Regions from separate parts of the Mus musculus genome. Here region 1 is linked to region 2. A link is a contact called in ENCODE Hi-C or POLR2A ChIA-PET data. All regions are on one chromosome and are shown on one strand. Each heading gives the region's core, a stretch centred on a gene start or an enhancer-like site at or near the end of the contact. The rest is flanking DNA. Distances are from core to core; before and after follow the strand shown. Region 1 overlaps Hadh (hydroxyacyl-Coenzyme A dehydrogenase). Region 2 holds the start of Rpl34 (ribosomal protein L34).

The links. A loop is a pair of places that touch in the nucleus more often than their neighbours do. ChIA-PET counts read pairs that join two places held with the same protein, here RNA polymerase II (POLR2A).
Region 1: a map of CH12.LX shows a loop between it and region 2 (2.9-fold over the local background). The contact joins the enhancer-like site here to the promoter of Rpl34 in region 2. A Hi-C loop is called at or near these places in 1 of 37 maps with a recorded cell type or tissue (CH12.LX). POLR2A ChIA-PET finds 5 or more read pairs at or near these places in 3 of 5 experiments (Patski and embryonic stem cell).

Annotation. Positions count from the first base shown.
Region 1 is chr3:131,245,016-131,247,735 of GRCm38, forward strand. Hadh (hydroxyacyl-Coenzyme A dehydrogenase) reads right to left here. Exons shown (of 8, transcript NM_008212.4): 4 at 145-271. Among named protein-coding and RNA genes, the nearest start is that of Hadh, 26 kb to the right of the region's middle. Within about 2 kb of position 1,461, at least 1 of the 3 ENCODE cell types and tissues checked has a DNase peak (open chromatin) inside an H3K27ac peak, as active enhancers do.
Region 2 is chr3:130,728,878-130,731,724 of GRCm38, forward strand. It overlaps Rpl34 (ribosomal protein L34), which reads right to left and starts at 1,521. Exons shown (of 5, transcript NM_001005859.3): 1 at 1,441-1,521; 2 at 352-425; 3 at 174-273. The coding sequence starts at 416.

The sequences.
Region 1 (2,720 bases), core at 211-2,710, 520 kb after region 2:
CTTCCAAGATAAGAGCTGCCCTTTCTTCCTCTCCTGAAGAGGACAATTGTGACAACCGATATACAAAGGGGGCTTTTTTTTTTGTATCGACCTTCCAGGTTCCGGTTACGTGTCACGCAACATCAGGACCAGATGCCCACTGACCTCCACAAGCTTCATCATAGGCACGGGGTTGAAAAAGTGGAGGCCAGCAAATCGGTCTTGTCTGGTGGTGGCATTGGCTATGTTTGTGATCTGCAAAGAAGACGTGTTGCTGGCAAAGATGGTGTGTCTGTGGAGAGAAGAAACACGGGAGCCCATTGTCAGCATCACGGCACCGTATCATCCCGGTGCCCGAGGCAGACCTACCACCACTCCCCACCCCACCGCATGTCCCGCTGAGGAAGTCAGTCAGAAGGTGCAGCAACAGGAGAGGCTGAAACCAAGCGACTGCGTTTTCTATTTAAATCCCCACATCTACCAGACGTGGCACAGTGAAGTGATCAGACACTTGAAACTGTAAACAATCCTCAGAGAAACACAGCTGCGCCCCCAGGAGCATAGAACAGTTCCCCCTCTAGTGCAGAGCTTTAACCTGGTCATTAGACAAGAATGGAAATGAAGACACAGGCTTTGAACATGGCCGAAAGGGAAGTTTAGTCTCAGACAACCTGGGACAGAAGAGTACACACACACACACACACACACACACACACACAAAACACATGTTCACAGACCTCCGTTTTACAGGCTATCCTGAAAACACACTTGTCTTATTTTATGCATATAGAACCTTAACTTATCAACTTGCAAATCACATACTGTCAGAGACCAAATCCAATTCTCTTCTCAAAACTTCATCTGCTAAGACCAGAAATAAAGTGAGGCTGCCAAAGGCACCAAGGCAAATCCCGTTCCTACAGCGCCACCTTGTGGATAACTTACAAACCAGTAGGATGCCCTTTAGCACAGTTGGATCTGGTCCTACTACCCAAGGACAGTGGCCCCTACTGACCATATTCTCTCTAGGGTTGCTGACCAAAGTCAGGGGCTGGCAGGAAGAAACCAGCTGGGGCAAAAAGAAATCAGTAATTTGGAAAAGAGAGACGCCTGTGAGTATCCAAATACACATATACACCTAGTACCTGGGTGGCTGAGGCAGGATTGTGGGTTGGAGGTTGTCACCTTGGACTACAGAAGAAGACCGTCTTTGGTGTGTGTGTGTAGACTAAGTGGGTAGGTAGGTAAGGGACGAAGGTATCCGAGGCTTAAGGTCAGGCACTAACAGATCCAACCTCTGGGGCGGGCTTTTTAAAAATCCAAGGTACCAACTGGGAAGGTCTTTGAAATCTTCTACCTCAAGACCCTTCAGTCACAGGCTGGAAACTTTGGGCCATCCCCAGGTAAGGTAGAGCTGGCCTAGCCTCCCGACTGCCCCTCCCCCATCCTCTCCTTACCCTCCACTGACACCAGGGGGCGTTGGATGCTCACTGCCACTAGGTGACCTCGCATCAAGGTCAGACTGCTTCAGGAGAACAGTGAAGTCACGTTGTTGTTACTGGCCTTGGTTTGATGGCCTTCCCAGGCTCTGTGCTGACTTGAGAGACAAACCCCAGTACCAGGTGTCCTCTTTGTCCTGTTTCTGAAGCGCTAAATGCACATGACCAGCAGAGTGCTGTACAGGGGACAAGAAGGTCACCAGGACACACACCTGAGGGTTTACAGCCCCATAAGCTGATGTGCAAGTGTTTCCTTCAGCCACGGGTCACCGGTGCTTCCCTAAAAATGACTTTTGCTTGTAACTTTACTCCATTCCAGTCTAACCAAGAAGGGAAGTGTGGCCAAGTCGGCCATGGGCCATAGACACATCACGTGGGCATAAGCACGCGGCAGTGAACCAGCCAGTCATCATAACTGCCAAAAGCTAAGAGTCAAACACTAAGAGGCGGTCCTAGAGTGTGACCCTACAGTGTTACCTATGTACCATTTTACAAGCCTGGCAACTCCTCCATGACCCTGCTATGGCTGCCTTTCCTGCTGTCCTTCCCAGGAAGCCTGGTGTTCACTGAATGCCCTCAAGCGGGTTCCAATTAAACCCAAATAAAATTGAAAACAGAAAAGTGTTCAAAATGGCACAAAGGCGCTTTGCCTTCTGTCTGGTCCGCTCTGAACTCCCCAGCAGGCATTTATTTAAGACTTTCCCCCGGGGCTGGTGAGATGGCTCAGCGGTTAAGAGCACCGACTGCTCTTCCAAAGGTCCTGAGTTCAAAATCCCAGCAACCACATGGTGGCTCACAACCATCCGTAACGAGATCTGATGCTCTCTCCTGGAGTGTCTGAGGACAGCTACAGTGTACTTACATATAATAAATAAATAAATCTGTTTTTAAAAAAAAAAGACTTTCCCCGTGTCCCACAATGACTGCAGGAAACACACAGGTGTGACACTGGACATGGGCAGTTATACCCCTCATGTGCACAAGGAACACAGGATGAAACCCAGTAGTTCTGCAAAGAGGTGACGGAGGCTGGGGGGTCCAGGGAGCCATGGAGCTGTGGTGAGCCGGCCCAGAGCAAGAGTGGGGTTGAGGCGAGTCCAAGCCTGGAAATCTCCTCCTCTCTGTCCTGCCTGTGTCTGTCCCCGTGCACATAGCCCTGTGCCCTCACAGTTTGCCCCCTGGTGGAGGTCACACAGCCCAGTAGCCAGGTTGAACTGCCTCTTGCCTTATAAGGTCACGTCC
Region 2 (2,847 bases), core at 271-2,770:
TAAGATGCTCAAGGAGAAAGACATTTATTTCCTAGTAACTGGGAACTGGGTTACAAAGGGAAGTCTGCTTTTACTGGGAAGCCATTTTGGTCATTTCTCACATTGGCTACTTCGGACTAGAGATATCAAGTCCGCCTACTGAGGGATTAAAACTCTATCAAAAGGACACTCACCCCTCGAAGTCTGCCTGGGCACACGCCACATGCAGATTTAGGTGCTTTCCCAACCTTCTTGGTGTAGAGGTAAACAATCCTGTTGCCAGGGGTTCGAGACCTAGGAAGGGAGATTGTAAGTAGCTCAGCATACTAGAGAAAGCGATTTGAAAGTTATTTCAAACTTGCAGATACTTACAGCCTAGTTTTGTTAGAGGCTGTGTTGTAGGAAAGCCTACGGCGGTATGTCAAACGCTGGACCATCCTGAGTGCCTACAATTTAGAGAGAACACAATCACCTTTCACCATAATAAAGGCCAAAGCGTCACCACATAAAATATCTTACATTCATATACACACTCATTCACACCGTGCTCTTACAAAGGCCCGGTTCTAAAGAATCCCACATTTAAACTAGAGATGAAGAGCTCCTGGGCTCTAAGACAGTATTCCCCCCTAATTTATACAGCTACCAGTAGGATGAAGACACCGAACTACCCCAGTGGCGGCAGCTGGTAAGGCGTCATGACAATCTAGGTCTTGTCCCAAAACAGCGTCCTGGAGAAGTCTTGTTTACTACTAGGGCCGGGTTTCGTGCTGTTTCAAATCCAACTTCGTTCGTTCCTTAGCAGACCAGCTACTAAAGGACTCTCCAGCCCGCAGCAGCGATGCTGCATTTTGGACTCCAGACCGTCAACGTGCCAGACAAACATTCTACCCGAGAGCTTCACACACAGGCGACTTCGTTTAAATCTCAAGCCCTGGGACGAATGGCTGGAGTTGATTAATAAGCGCTACAGGTGACCTGTCTTCCACACCTTCCCAACACCCACTTTACGTAAAAGGAGCCCAAACGCCAAGCGCGACCCGGACCAGTGCTAAGGACCCTGAGCCGCCACTGCTTGATTCGTATCTTCCTAACCAAGCCAGCCGCCGCCGCCGCGTCCCGCTCGCTGACTAGCCACCATGGCAGACAGCACCAGGGGAGCAGCCGGAGGCCGCGCTCCGCTCGCTCTGCGCTTCACGACCACGACTCGGTCTCTCGCTCGCCGTAGCCGACGGCCAGGGTGCGCGCAGCTCCGGCCACTCACCGCTTCGGAAGCCGGGTTTGATCTCGGGCTTCCCGAGTCTACGAGCCGAGGCCTCGGCCGGTACGCACCTCTCCTCGTCCCTCACCACCGACCCCAGCGACAGTCCCGACCCCAAGGGCGTCCCGCCCGCCTGACGCCTCGGATGGCTACGGATCGTAAACGGTAAAAAAACACAGAGCAGAAGAAGGCCACCATACCTCTGAGCACCGTCCCCGGAAGAGGAAAAGGAAGGGGCGGGTGAGTTCAGGGGTCAAGTGTGACGGCGCCGGACAGGAAGTACGTCAGGGAAGGCGGCGCGTCAGCGAGCGCGCCGCCATGTTGTACGGAAGCGGACGCGGGGAACCTGTGTGGATGGCGCCGCGTTGAGCGGCGGATGTGTAGTGCGGCTTCCGTAGGCGGGTGCGTTTTCTAGCCCCGGTAGGAACGTCACGTGAGAAGTTAGGTGTAGGGTCCCTGGTGGGAGCAAAAGCGAGTGACAGAGGAGGCGTCCCCACTTCCATAAGAGAAAACAAGGGCCACGATGCCTTTATCCTAGGGTAATTAGACCTGGTTTAAAATCTTTATGGCGTCCTGTACATAAGGTAGCCCGGGCCCTTCTGCTTCCCGGCCTCTTCTGTTTTTCAGCCAGAGCACACACTTTACAGACTTTTAACCAAGCATTTGCTAATTACTAGCTATCTCACTTTGGGCAAGTCCGCAAGTCTCTAAAAGGAAGATATTAAATACCCCTGTGGCGCTCTGATCAAAAGATCTCCCAAAGTTAAAGCACTTAACCTGCAAGTCTTACAGAGAGCAAGAACGCTATAAAGGGTGGTTAATTTATGATTGTGTGCAAACGACTATTTGAGACTTTGCCTGGATGGTAAAGTTTTGTCTGCAAGATGAAGAGGAGGACCAGAGGGAGTCAGCGACCTCCAAATGTCTATGTGAACGTTTACACTATGGGTCCTTGTTTTTCATCATGTTGTCAAAAGTAATGAACACCTTCCTTGGACTTGAAAGAAGAGCCCATTATCACTGCCATCTTTGTCAAGAAACTAGGTAAACCGCTCTGACTATATCCTTTCCTCGGGTCTCTCTCAAATAGCTGTCCGTATGCATGCGCCTGCGGTCTCTGTTCTTCCCACTGTGGAATCTCTCCAGTCTCTGTTTTAGGCGTTGGATAAAGGCTGGTGTAGAGAGACAAACCTAGTTTTGAATAAATGAATGAATACATTTCCTTATTCATTTTTAAATGAAGACATGCCAAGGCAAGATCATCAAATTAAGCCGGGCAGTGGTGGCGCACGCCTTTAATCCCAGCACTTGGGAGGCAGAGGCAGGCAGATTTCTGAGTTCAAGGCCAGCCAGCCTGGTCTACAGAGTGAGTTCCAGGACATCCAGGGCTACACAGAGAAACCCTGTCTCGAAAAAGCAAAAAAAAAAAAAAAAAAAAAAAAAAAAAAGCAAAAAAAAAAGAAAAAAAAAGTCATCAAATTAATGACCTAAATGTTTTCACCCAGTCCATTCATGTTTTCATTGCATAACATGTAATGCCCTGATATAATCAGCTACCCGCTAACAACCACATGGTTAATAAAGTGTTCCACTCCATGGAGCGCTAC